2 separate regions of the Homo sapiens genome follow, and region 1 is linked to region 2. The links are chromatin contacts, found by Hi-C or POLR2A ChIA-PET in ENCODE. All regions are on one chromosome and are shown on one strand. The core of a region is the stretch at or near the end of the contact, and the rest is flanking DNA. Distances in the headings are between cores, read along the strand shown. Region 1 has its middle 87 kb from the start of C5orf67. Region 2 overlaps MAP3K1 (mitogen-activated protein kinase kinase kinase 1).

Region 1 (6,042 bases), core at 1,344-3,843, 150 kb before region 2:
CCTCTGTCCTGGCTTTTCGGTTCACTGTCATTCAGGGGGAGGGAAGCATTTTACCATACTCTGAGAATCAATTCCTGAGGTGGAAAAATGGGGACATTTTTCTAAACATGTTTGTTTCTGATCTTCCTTGCTGTCCTCCCCCAGCCTCCCATGAAGCTGATATCCCCATCGGATTGGACCTGCACTCTTGGTGAAATGTTGCTGCTGCTGCTGCTGCTGCTGCTCATGAGAGCAGAGAGATTTTTGTGATCTGTTTCTGGCACAGACCAATAGATCTGTTGTTTTCCATGGCCAAAGCTTGAACTTCTAATCTTGTCCAGCCATTTCATAAACTTGGTTATGAGACCTGTCCTACAGGGGACCAAGCAAGAGAACCATTCGAGAGCATCAGTGTGGCTAAAGATCAGCAGGCCCAAGTGGTAGAAGGTGGCCAAGAGGGTACTGACCCATCAGGCAGCATGTCCTACCTACTACCTGTGCTACAGAATCTTGTCTTCTGCTTATTCTCTGCACTCACACAAAGGAACTCAGTGAAAAAAGCAAATAATGATATGTGATCAGTTGCATTCCTGGGTTAGCCAGTATAGGAAGAACATTGCCTTTTTATAGAGATACCAATTCATAGACCATTTTTAAAGCTGAAAGAGAACACAGGGATAACCTCTCCAACTGCCTTTTTTTTTTTTTTTAACAGATGAAGAAATTGAGGTTTTAAGAGATAAATGGACCGACCAAGGATCACAAGAGCTGAACAGGAACTGATCTCCCTCTTTCTGTACTTTTTCCGTTGCACTACACTATTTACAAATATTATTTACAAAATGCATTTTTAAAATATAAGCGTATGATCAGAGACAGAAAGAGGATGTATTGGTAGAATTTTTTCCTTGAAAATTATTTGTAATGCCATAATGTTTTTACAGGCAATATGCATAGCTGAATTGTTCCTGGAGAGTGATAAAGTACTCAGGATCAAAGAAGTTATTTGGTTGCCAGGAAGAAAAAAGGAAGAAAGTAAAGTTGGATAGAGAAAACCAAGATGGGAGGTTTAAATATGTATTGGGGTGAATATCAGATCAAGGAGGGAAGAATAGGGATGAAAAAGGAAACACATAGAAGAAGGATATTAAAGATCAGGAGAGACAAAAACACTTCCAAGAAACCTAAAAAAGTAGTTTCAATGGTAAAGTGTGAGAATCCTTAATGTTAGCAATTTAAAAACCTGTGAGTCCTAGAAAAGGACAATGGGGGAATGATCTCTACTAAGCAGGTGATTTACCTATTTTCTCACTCCATCCTCACAAAACCCCATTAGAGGTTATTATTATACCTATTTTACAGGCAAGAAACTATGTCTCAGAGAAGTTAGCTTGCCTAGGTTCACAAAATGAAAATGTAGTAAAGCCAAGATTCTAATTCAAGATTGTCACCAAAATCCATCCACCAATCTAGAAGTCATGGCTTTCTTTACATCAGTAGATAGTAACACAAGTAATAGTGCAGAGATTAAATCTTTTCTTAGAGTAACGTTTAAAAAGTAACATTAGCATGTCATATTTGTGCCTCTAACATCACAGCCTGGAAATGCTATGTTCTACTAACCTTTACTTTGGGTCAGAAGAAGTTACTGCCAGGCATTACAGGAACTTGGACTTGGGTTTTGGAACAATCAAAGAGTAACTGATGTGGGAAGTCCTTTAATTCTTCCAGTGATAAAAAGATGATTGTACCAAGGGCTCATGTCCCCATTTCCAAGTGAGACAATGTGAGTCCTCACCTGGCAACTATAGTTTATTTTTTCTACCTCATTTTAATTCAGAGTAGGCTTCAGAAGTCCTAGTAAGTATTCAGTTTCATTTCCTTCATTCTTATGTATTTTTTAAAGTTTGGTCATATTTTCAGTATAACTTAGCTCCAAAAATTCTAATAGCACCTCTATTTAAGAATATATCACAAGGTATCCATATGTTGGGGAAATGATAATTGACTAAAAGTTCAAATTCTCTTGATAATTTTCTGTTCCAAGGAAATTGAGTGTGTGTGTGAGTGTGTGTGTAAATACATATATATGGAATATATAGATACTCATTTAGGAGGTACATTTTGCTTTCTCTTAAGATTACAACATAGCTGGAAATTAATTTAATTTTCTTCATCTCTTGTGTGGTTTCTTCTTTTGTTCTACATATTACTTCTTAATCTCCCTACCCGCAAAGGGGTTATAATAGCAAAGTAACTGAACTGATGCCATTTTTGAAGTCCTAACATGACAAAAGAATTTTAACAGTTATCAGAAGTTGATTTGATAGATTTTAATAGATTTAGTTGATTTCAATGGATTATGATTTCAAACGACAGCAAAAAGGGAGTGAGGAGATTGGAAAGGACGAGAACATCAAATTAACAGAATGGAGTTTCCTCAACTGAGATAACTTTTGTTAAAACTTTTTTTAACCCAAAGCTGAATTTACTTTCTATTCATTTCCACACTGAATTATAAACAACACGTTTTGAGGTGTTGTATTTAGATGTTTTTAATTTGGCCAGTCTAATACACAACCTAAAAAGTTTCCATTAGGGTGCGACAACGCCTAAAAACAAAACCAAACAAAACCTTTTCCTGTTCTGCTTAAGGTGGGTGGATCAAAGAATGTTTAGGCAGATAAGAGGGTTTCAGAGGTCGTACAGTCCCAGTTACCCAGAAGATTATAAAGAAGGATTTTTAAAATCATGGCTGTCAAGGGTTTCTTGTCCAAAAAAGCAAGAGAATTCTCCAAACAATTGTTGGTTAATGTCCAACGCAGTTTGCTACATTTCACATCTTCTCTGTCTTCAAAGGCTACAAATTTGAAACTTTACTGGGTAGGAAGGTTTTGAAACTCAAGTTCCATTTATTCTTGGCCAAGCCCAGCCGTCTGGTTCCCAAGATGGGCATGCGAGAGGGTCAAACTGTTGAAATAGTTATTTCCCCATCACCCGAGCTCCCCAGAGGATGAGTTAAAAACAACTTTTAAACAAGTATAGATCTAAAACACAACGAAAAAGGTATTTTGGGTTGTAACAGCCAAGGTCCAAGGTGTCCTGGCTCTGCAGATTGAGCCCCACCTGTCTTTGTGAGTAACTTCTTATTTCCTCCCCAGAGTGGTGGAAAGACATGTTCATTGCCATTTGGAAGCAAGACATAAAAGAAATCACAAAGGGTAAATTAGGACTGCTGCACCACACCGGAACTTAAAGGTTGATTTAATGTTTTTTTGGCTTTGGGGAGTTTTTTTGTTTGTTTTTTTTTGTTGTTGTTGTTGTTTTGTTTGTTTGCTTTTATTATGGTACTCTCTCATAAATATGAACTGAACTTGCCTTTATCAGAGTACAAATAAGAGAGACATTCTGAGATCTTCGGTTTGACTCCTGGGTGAGTCATCCTGCACCCCCACCGCTCGCCCACCAGTCCCCAGGCTGCCATTACATTTGAAAAATAGCAAGCGAAGAATTATCAGAGGGAAAATCTAAACTATAAAGAAAAAACTAGGCCAGGGACAGTGGCTCATGACAGTAATCCCGACACTTTGGGAGGTGGAGCCCAGGAGTTTGAGACCAGCTTGGGCAATATAGTGAGACCCCCATCTCTACAAAACACTTAAAAAAATTAGCCAGGCATGGTAGCACACGCCTGTGGTCCCAGCCACTCAGGAAGCTGAGGCAGCAGGATCACTTGAGCCCAGGAGGTTGAGGCTGCAGTAAGCCATGATCGTGCCACTGCACTCCAGCCTGGGTGACAGAGCGAGATCTTGTCTCAAAAAAATAAATAAATAAAATAAACAAATAAATAAATGAGCAATCTTCCTTTTTGTCCCCTACGCTGCCATACACAACACAGGATTGAAAGTGGATACCTCAATGGTTAATCAACACTCTGACCTCAGTTTACACATGCTCTGGGAAGGAAGCCCCTTTATGAGGAGTGCATTGTGGGAAAACAAGGGGAATGTTCTACATAAATCTCAGGGCAAAGTGCCTGTCCTGCAGCTGCATAACAAAACAGTTCCATACACACCATCCATCCACCCATGCCCTAAATAAGATTCCCTCTAGATAAATGTAGGGCATCTCCCACATTTTTCATCCCCTTTCTCCAGTTTTAGGGCTCATTTTCTTTTATACTCCCCACATGGTCCCCAATTCTTTTTCCCTACATCATTCTCCTTCATGTTGAAATTAAATAATGTGTATAAAACACCCAGTGCAGGGCTTGATACTCTGTGGACTCACAATAAAACTGTTTGTTCCCTTCCCTTTTCAAGTAGTGGCTCTGATGCACCCTGCTTCCAACCCTAAAGCTTCTCTCCCGTCCCCTTTCACCTTCTTGTCTCCCCCTCTCCTTATCCCCCCTACCTTACTGTGCTGATCCTCATCCTTCTCCTCCCTCCCCCGACCAAAACAGACCCAAGCACATCTGCTTTCTCCTCCCAGTTCAGTTCCAATGACATTAACTGAGCACCTGTGTCAGTGCTTGGCAATCTCTAGTGCCACCTTCACAATTTTTACCTTGTGCCTTTTCTACACATGACCTGGGCTGTCAGTATTTCTATTTAAATCAACTCATTTCTTAAAAAGTAAAGAAATGTATTTTTAAAGGAAAGCTTATCCCTGCTATGGACAGAAACTTATATTACTTTCCCTAATTAAAGAGAGCAAACACATAACCATTAAAAATTATTTTACATATTTGTGAAACATCAAGCTGGAAAAAGTTTATAAAAAATATGAAATAAAACAATATATGATCCCTGCCCTCAAAGGACAGTTTCGAAGTGGGTAGGACAAGAATAAAGTACAGCACAGAGGCAGACGCAAAAACTAGACCTGGGAAGATATCAGAGGTGTTTACGGAGAGGACATGACCTTATAAAATGGCACACTGCGGGCCGGGCACGGTGGCTCAAGCCTGTAATCCCAGCACTTTGGGAGGCCGAGGCGGGAGGATCACTAGATCAGGAGATTGAGACCACGGTGAAACCCCGTCTCTACTAAAAATACAAAAAATTAGCCGGGCGTGGTGGCGGGCGCCTGTAGTCCCAGCTACTCAGGAGGCTGAGGCAGGAGAATGGCGTGAACCCGGGAGGCGGAGCTTGCAGTGAGCCGAGATTGAGCCACTGCACTCCAGCCTGGGCGACAGAGTGAGACTCCATCTCAAAAAAAAAAAAATAAATAAATAAATAAATAAAATATGGCACAGTGCCGTGAAAACAGGACACTTCGAGTGAAGTGCTTATTTATTTTCTCATGCTCTCTCTCACCCTACCCTCCCATCTACCATCCATCAGAACACAATTTTCTGTAGTTCTTAGCATGTGAGCACATTCCCAAAAGTGAGAAGTATCAACAATCAAACTGACAAGTTCGTTCTTTGTAGGCGAGACATCATCCAGCTTTGCCCCAGGCAAAGTTTGGCACTCACAATGCCAGGAGACACCATTCATGCTACAATATACATACAAATCAGCTCTGCTCTAGAGGTAGATAGTGGAGAGAAGGTATAATAGATTCACAAAGCCATTAGGGATGGAGATTTCTTCTGGCTTCTTGCTGCATTCTCCTAACCATGTGGCTTTCATTCTCATAGTTGCTTCATGGTTACAAGAGGGCTGCTCCACTACCAACATCACATTTATATGACAGGAAACAAGAAGAGCAGGAAGAGGGTGGTGCCTGTACAGGGAAACCAAAGCTTTCCTAGAAACCTTCCAAGTATAACGCTGGCCAGGAGAGGAGAAACTCCAGGAGAGGAGATGTGATTTTGTCGCAGTTGTCATTCTAGTTTTGTTTTTGGACACATTGCTGCTTTGAAAGAAACTGGAGACCTATTAGCAAGGATGAAGGGAACAAAAGACTTTTGGATGGAAGTCACGGCCTTTATAACCTAATCTCTGATGTGATACTCCATCACTTCTGCTGTATTCTGTTGGGCACCCTGACTCCATTACATAAGGGTGTGAATACCAAGAGTTGGGCATCTCTGGGGCTGTCTTGGAGTCCAGACAC
Region 2 (6,181 bases), core at 2,394-4,893:
TCTTATTTTATACAAGTTAATTACTTATTAGTGGTAATTCCACCTGCAGGCTTGAAGTTTCATGGCCTCCAGTGTTTCTCTCCAATGGAACCTTTGCTCCGTTGAACCTTGGATGGCTTAGAATCTGGCACAGATGCTAAGGGTTGAGAAGTGAATGATAGTTCTGTTGGCAATCTTAATTCCTTGATGGGCAGGCCCAGGATCACATCCATACCTTAGAAAGGGTAGCAGGGAAATACTAGCTCAGCTTCCTCCCTGAAGAATGCCAGTATTTCCTGGAAAAGAGCTGAAGAGGATCCTATGGAGGAGCCTGAGACCACTGCAGGTTAGGAGACAGGAAGGCAGGGAAGAGGAGACAGGAAGGCAGGGAAGAGGAGACAAGGAGGCAGGGAAGAGTTGACAGGAAGGCAGGGAAGAGGAGACAGGAAGGCAGGGAAGAGGAGACAAGGAGGCAGGGAAGAGTTGACAGGAAGGCAGGGAAGAGGAGACAGGAAGGCAGGGAAGAGGAGACAGGAAGGTAGGAAGAGGACTTTTTCCAAGGAGCCAGTGGTCCGCAGTAGGGATGCTGCTGGTTGAGGGCTACAGAGGACGTGGGTTAATGGAGTGATGGGAGTGGGACGTACTTTACTGAGGGATGAAGGAGAGGTGCGGAATCTTAGGCTACTCTGGAGAAACCTGGAGAAGGAGGGAGATGGGAGAGAAATAGAAGCTAGAATGTTTGCAAAGATGAAGCATTTTGGGGTTTGGTGGTTTTTTGTTTTAAGATAAAAAGGGGGGGAATTTTACAAGCTGAAGAGATGGCACAGAGAGGAAAAAGTTTTATTTGTGGTTAAAGTAGTGAGCATGCTTTTCTGAAATGTCATTTCTCAAGGAGATGGCGGCTTGGAGGGGGTCAATTGATGGTTAATAGGAAGCCAGTCTAATGAAAAGCTAGCTATACCTTTGAAATAGGAAATTTGTAGTTAGAAATGTTTGTGTTCTCTTTGTTTAAATTGTAGCTTGTGGTATAACAAAACATTCACTCATCAAATTTTGTAAAGAATTGGCTGTATGCAGATACTAGGAAGATGGCAGTAATGAAACAGACACAAATCCCTGCTCTCAGAGAGATAATATTCTAACAAAAACGTGTTTGTAAGTGTGCGCAGAACCCATTTCATGATTTCTGCTTGGTTTGTGGACTCGACTGAGGTTGATGTGAGCAGTTCCTGTAAAGGACCATCCCTATCCCAGGTTGTTCAGAGAATTGTTTTCCGTCCAAGCCCTCTGAGTGGCTCTTGTGTTTGTCTACCCTCTTCCTAATTGTCGCTTTTAAATACCTCATAGAAATACTCTCTCTCCATATTTCAACTTGGTCAGCATGTGTACCTGACTACAGCCAGTCAAATTTTGGTGCTGGTGACATGGGTGTGGCAGTGCACGTGGGAAGGTAATTCAGGAATTACCTTTTTTTTGGTAATAATGTCAGAGTGTTAAAGTGATTAGTTTTTAGAGAGTTAATTTCGGACCTATTTAGAAATACCCATATAGATATTACTTATTCTCTTGCATACTGATAGGCTTTCTTGGATGGGGAAAGTGGTAGAGATGTGATTAACGCTTTGGGCATTTGTGCGGTTTATCTTGTCTCTGCTTCGGGTCGGGAGTGACTTGTTACTGTTTACATGAGGCTAGTTGTGTGGCACTCCCTAAACAGTTTATTGAAGTTTTGTCTTGTGTATGTGACTGTCATATTATGATGGCAGAGTTGTTGAGAACAGCTGCTTCAGCCTATTGTCAAACATTTTGGCCCTATCCATCCAGCATACTTCTTTTAGGGGACTGAAGGAAAGGGACCCAGGAGTGTCTGTGCAGACTGTCATCCTAGTAATGCTTACTTGGAACAGTGAACACAATCGATTCAAGTCTCAAGTCTTTTGATTTACCTTAATCCATTTGAATTTTGTATTTTAGCCACCTTTGTATCTTTGACATAAAACCATCACAGGGTACTCCTCTCAGAAATCTTGGAATAAAATTGACACTCTAGAAAACAGATGCTCCATTTTTTATGCTTATGCTGTGGTTTTAAATGTATCCTGCCAGCAGTATCCCCCCACCTTAAGCTAGGAGAATCTAGGTGTGAGAAATTTGGATTCGGAATTCCAGCACTGCCCCCCAGACATGCCCATTCACTGACCCCCTGAGCTAGTTCCCTTTCTTCCTCTTGGGTTGCTTCCCTAATAGGATGCACTTCATGGCTTTTGCATCTCCCCTCCCAGCCACAAGATCTTTGAATCTCTGAGGGTTTTCTTCAAGGCATTTTATTCCTACTTACCACAGGAAAAATTAACAGCCATTAACAAAATTATAGACATGGGTAAGTTCCTAAGTTAGGTTTTCACTGAAATATATATGAGTCTAGACTCATGGTTCTTAGCTTCTTTACTGACCATCTCTTAGTCTTTTCCTGGGGTTGAAAGCTGTCATTTTTCCCAAGAGTGGTGTGGGAGCTCTTCCCTCTTTCTGCAGTGCCCCAGGACTAACAGTGGATACTTGGCATACACAAAGGCCTCAGTGAAGCTTATTTACATCTTGGAGATCTTTCTGGCGTAGAAGTTCATATTGGAAAGGCATTGCTTCCTCACAGCTTCCTATGTACAAATACTGGGCATTTGGGAGTCTGGATGAAAGATGAGTAAGACAAAGGCTTTGTTCTCAAGTAAAAGTCCAAGGGGAAAAGATTAATCCATTATTTTATTAAGTACATATTTATTGACTACCACCCTTGTGCCAGGCTTTCTGCTGGGGCAGGAGACATAAGCTTGAGACCCATTTCCGTCCTCACGGATCTCAAAGTCAAGAGTGGGAAACAGATAAGAGGCCATTATAGCAGTGCTCTTTGCTGAGTGAGGACTGAGGAAGATTTCTTCACACTGAGTTTTAGGGGACGTGGCCAGTGGGGGAGGCTGAAGGCAGCACCTGGGATGGTTTCTCCAAGGGGACCCTAGAGCTTCAGTTAATGAGGTGAACCCTACAGAGTACTGACACCAGGAAATATGCCTAAGGAAAACTAGATAAACTAGGGTTTTATTTTTATTTTTTGCTTCTTCTGTATGCTAGGCAAACTCACATTTTATTAGCTGTCAGTCTGTTTTCATTTTTCAGTTTAAAAGTTTTCAGGTTGATAACTTTGGTCCGGTATCAGTCAGAGTGATGATGAATTGAGTCAAAGCTGTTGTTTTAAAAAGAATATTCATATGCATGCCTATGAAAAAGAGCTGTCTTGTTTTAAAATGGAGTAATACAATTTGTGTTACAAGTACAGTTCTTTGCCCCATTTCCATTCAAATTGTCATTTATATCTGAAATCATTAAAATTAGAAAACAGTTATGATGAATGTCTTTTGAAGCATATAGCAGGAAAAGTCATAAGTCAAAACCTGCCAGTTTAAAGTAAATGCAATTATTTGGTTCTATGAAATTGTAGCTTTTGCTATAGTGAAAAGAAATTGGCATATTTATGAACAACTCCAGGATCTCATTGAAATGAGGAAGACATTATTTAGGAAGACAGTAATGATTCAGACTATATTTAGGACAGGATGTTAGAGTTAATGTGCCTTCTCTTTCAAGTGATTAGTGGGCAGATGACATCTTTGGTATTAATGATTGCCTGAGTTAACATTTTTAAGGAAAGAGTGCCACCTACTGAATGAAGAGCTTTTGTTTTCTTCCATTCAATTCGAAGAATCTTGTTTCACTTTGAATCCTTAGTGGGTGGCATTTGCTGGGCAGTGATCCCGTCTTCCAGTGGATTGACTAGGGTAGCTAGGATTCTTAGAGGGAGTTTATGCCCCCAAAACCAGGTGTAGAAACAAAACCTAAGCATAAACATGATTCAGCACTTGGCAAGTCTCAAAACCTTACCATCATGTTAATGTACTCACTGGCCCAGAAGGTTTTTTGTTTTGTTTTGTTTTGAGCTAGGAGCAAATGGCTGGGAGGAAATGAACTATTCCAAAAAATAATTGAAGGGGATTGAAGAGCATATGACATTGGTCGAGATCTTCTGGGGAGACTTCGTTTTCCTAGGGAATAATATTAGTGCAGAGATTGCTTGATCACAACTTGGCCATAGGTCAGTGGAGGGATTCCTGAGGTCAAGTTGCGAATCCAAAGGCCTACTTCAGAGTAATCCATATGGTGCTCTTTTTGTAGTTCCTAACAATAGTATCTCATTAGTGAAAGGTTGAGTACATGAACAGCAGCAAACACACCAGTATCCGAATTAAAGGACATCATTTGAGAATTTCGCATAGTCATTATTTTTAGTATATTGGGACATTTTTGATGTTGTGGCTTAATTGACTACTAGGCATCAGCCATCTCCAGCTTTTTCCACTTGTCGATTGGATTATGCAAGTCATGAGTGGTATTTAAAAGAGGTGGACTGTATGCTAAATTGATTTATCCTTGCTTATGTGTACAGATTAATGGTATAATCCATGAGGGGTGATAGATTAAGATCCTGAAGTGAAAAAATACATATATAGTGTCAGGTATATTAACCAATGGTTAGTTGCCTTTTATTTTTCCAGTGTAAAGTATAGCAGATCCTTCAATAATGTCATTTAGTTGAACATTTTGGACAATTTTGCTAAAAAGTTGATGAGGATAAAAATCTCTTCTGGCAGAGGCTACTGTCTGTATGGAGTTTGCATACTCCCCCCATCTCTGGGTGGATTTTCTCTCAGTACTCTGGTTTCCCCCTGACACCCCAAAGATGTGCACGTTAGGTTCATTGTCATGTCTGCAAGGACCCAGACTGAGAGAATGTGGGTGTTTGTTAATGCACCCTGCAACGGGATGACATCCTACCCAGGGCTAGTTCAAGTCTGGCACCCTGAATTGTTGGGACAGGCTCTGGCCACCTGTGACCCTGAACTGGAATAAGTGGGTAAATAATCATCTTATTAATGTTTCTTAAATGTATGTTACAGCTCACATTTTTTCAGTGTTTAGTGTTAGAAGTGTTTGGGGTCTCTAGAAGTTTGGTGATGTTTTTGTGACCAGAAATATGCCATAGAAACTTTCCCACTTGTTTACATCAATTGGCCTATGGTAAAGTTGGTTTTAAAGTCAAAGTTTCTCTTATTGTGTAACTTGCCATTGACATCTACTCATGTTACTTAAATAAGCGTTTTGTTTGTTTGTTTGTTTTTTGTTTTTTTGAGATGGAGCCTTGCTCTGTCACCCAGGCCGGAGTACAGTGCCCTGATCTCGGCTCACTGCAACCTCCGCCTCCCAAGTTCAAACGATTCTCCTGCCTCAGCCTCCCAGTTAGCCGGGATTACAGGCACATGCCACCACACCTGGCTAATTTTTGTATTTTTAGTAGAGGCAGGGTTTCACCATGTTGGCCAGGCTGGTCTTGAACTCCAGACTTGAGGTGTTCTACCCGCCTCGGCCTCCTAAAGTGCTGGGATTACAGGCATGAGCCACTGCGTCCAGCCAAATAATGAGTATTAATTGGCTGAATAGCAAGTATTCTCTGAAAACATTATTTAATAATACAAAACTTGTAAATATTTTAGCAATAACTGTGTTTTCAGATTTGCACTCAGAAAACTAGTATGACTTTTAATATTGTATCCCAGCTTTTCTCCTTTTAAAAAACAGAAAACCCTAACTTCTGTAACTTGACTGAGATTAAGCGTATCTGATACCATTATTCCAGATTATGAGAAAAGTCAGCTGTGTGGCTACAGAGAGCTCTGGCCTGAAGTAGTTATTAATAGAATTCACATTGGGACGTAAAAACAACTGGAACTGAAACTTGGTCTGAGAGCCGCCATGTTTCATGTCTCATTTCAGGCTACTACTTTGCATCTTTTTGACTTACAGCACTTAAATATGCAAATGCAAAATTGTTAAGGTTTTTTTTTTTTTTTTTTAAAGATGGAGTCTTGTTCTGTCTGTCACCCAGGCTGGAGTGCAGTGGCACGTTCTCAGCTCACTGTAACCTCCGCTTCCCGAGTTCAAGCGATTCTCCTGCCTCAGCCTCCTGAGTAGCTGGGATTACAGGCATGCACCACCACGCCCAGCTAATTTGTGTGTGTGTTTAGTAGAGATGGGGTTTTGCCATATTGGCTGGGCAAGGTGTTTCACACCTGTAATCCCAGCCCTTTGGGAGGCCAAG

The links. Hi-C counts contacts between places; a loop is a spot of excess contacts on that map. ChIA-PET counts read pairs that join two places held with the same protein, here RNA polymerase II (POLR2A). Pooled maps may share reads with other maps.
Region 1: a pooled map shows a loop between it and region 2 (6-fold over the local background). The contact joins two enhancer-like sites. A Hi-C loop is called at or near these places in 2 of 37 single-sample maps with no recorded cell type and 7 of 50 pooled maps. POLR2A ChIA-PET finds 5 or more read pairs at or near these places in 8 of 52 experiments (B cell, CD4-positive, alpha-beta T cell, CD4-positive, alpha-beta memory T cell and 5 more).

Annotation. Positions count from the first base shown.
Region 1 is chr5:56,689,943-56,695,984 of GRCh38, forward strand. No RefSeq gene overlaps it. Among named protein-coding and RNA genes, the nearest start is that of C5orf67, 87 kb to the left of the region's middle. Within about 2 kb of position 2,594, at least 3 of the 41 ENCODE cell types and tissues checked have a DNase peak (open chromatin) inside an H3K27ac peak, as active enhancers do; they include B cell, where a contact is called at or near this core.
Region 2 is chr5:56,834,953-56,841,133 of GRCh38, forward strand. All of the region lies in intron 1 of MAP3K1 (mitogen-activated protein kinase kinase kinase 1), which reads left to right. Among named protein-coding and RNA genes, the nearest start is that of MAP3K1, 22 kb to the left of the region's middle. Within about 2 kb of position 3,644, at least 7 of the 41 ENCODE cell types and tissues checked have a DNase peak (open chromatin) inside an H3K27ac peak, as active enhancers do; they include B cell, where a contact is called at or near this core.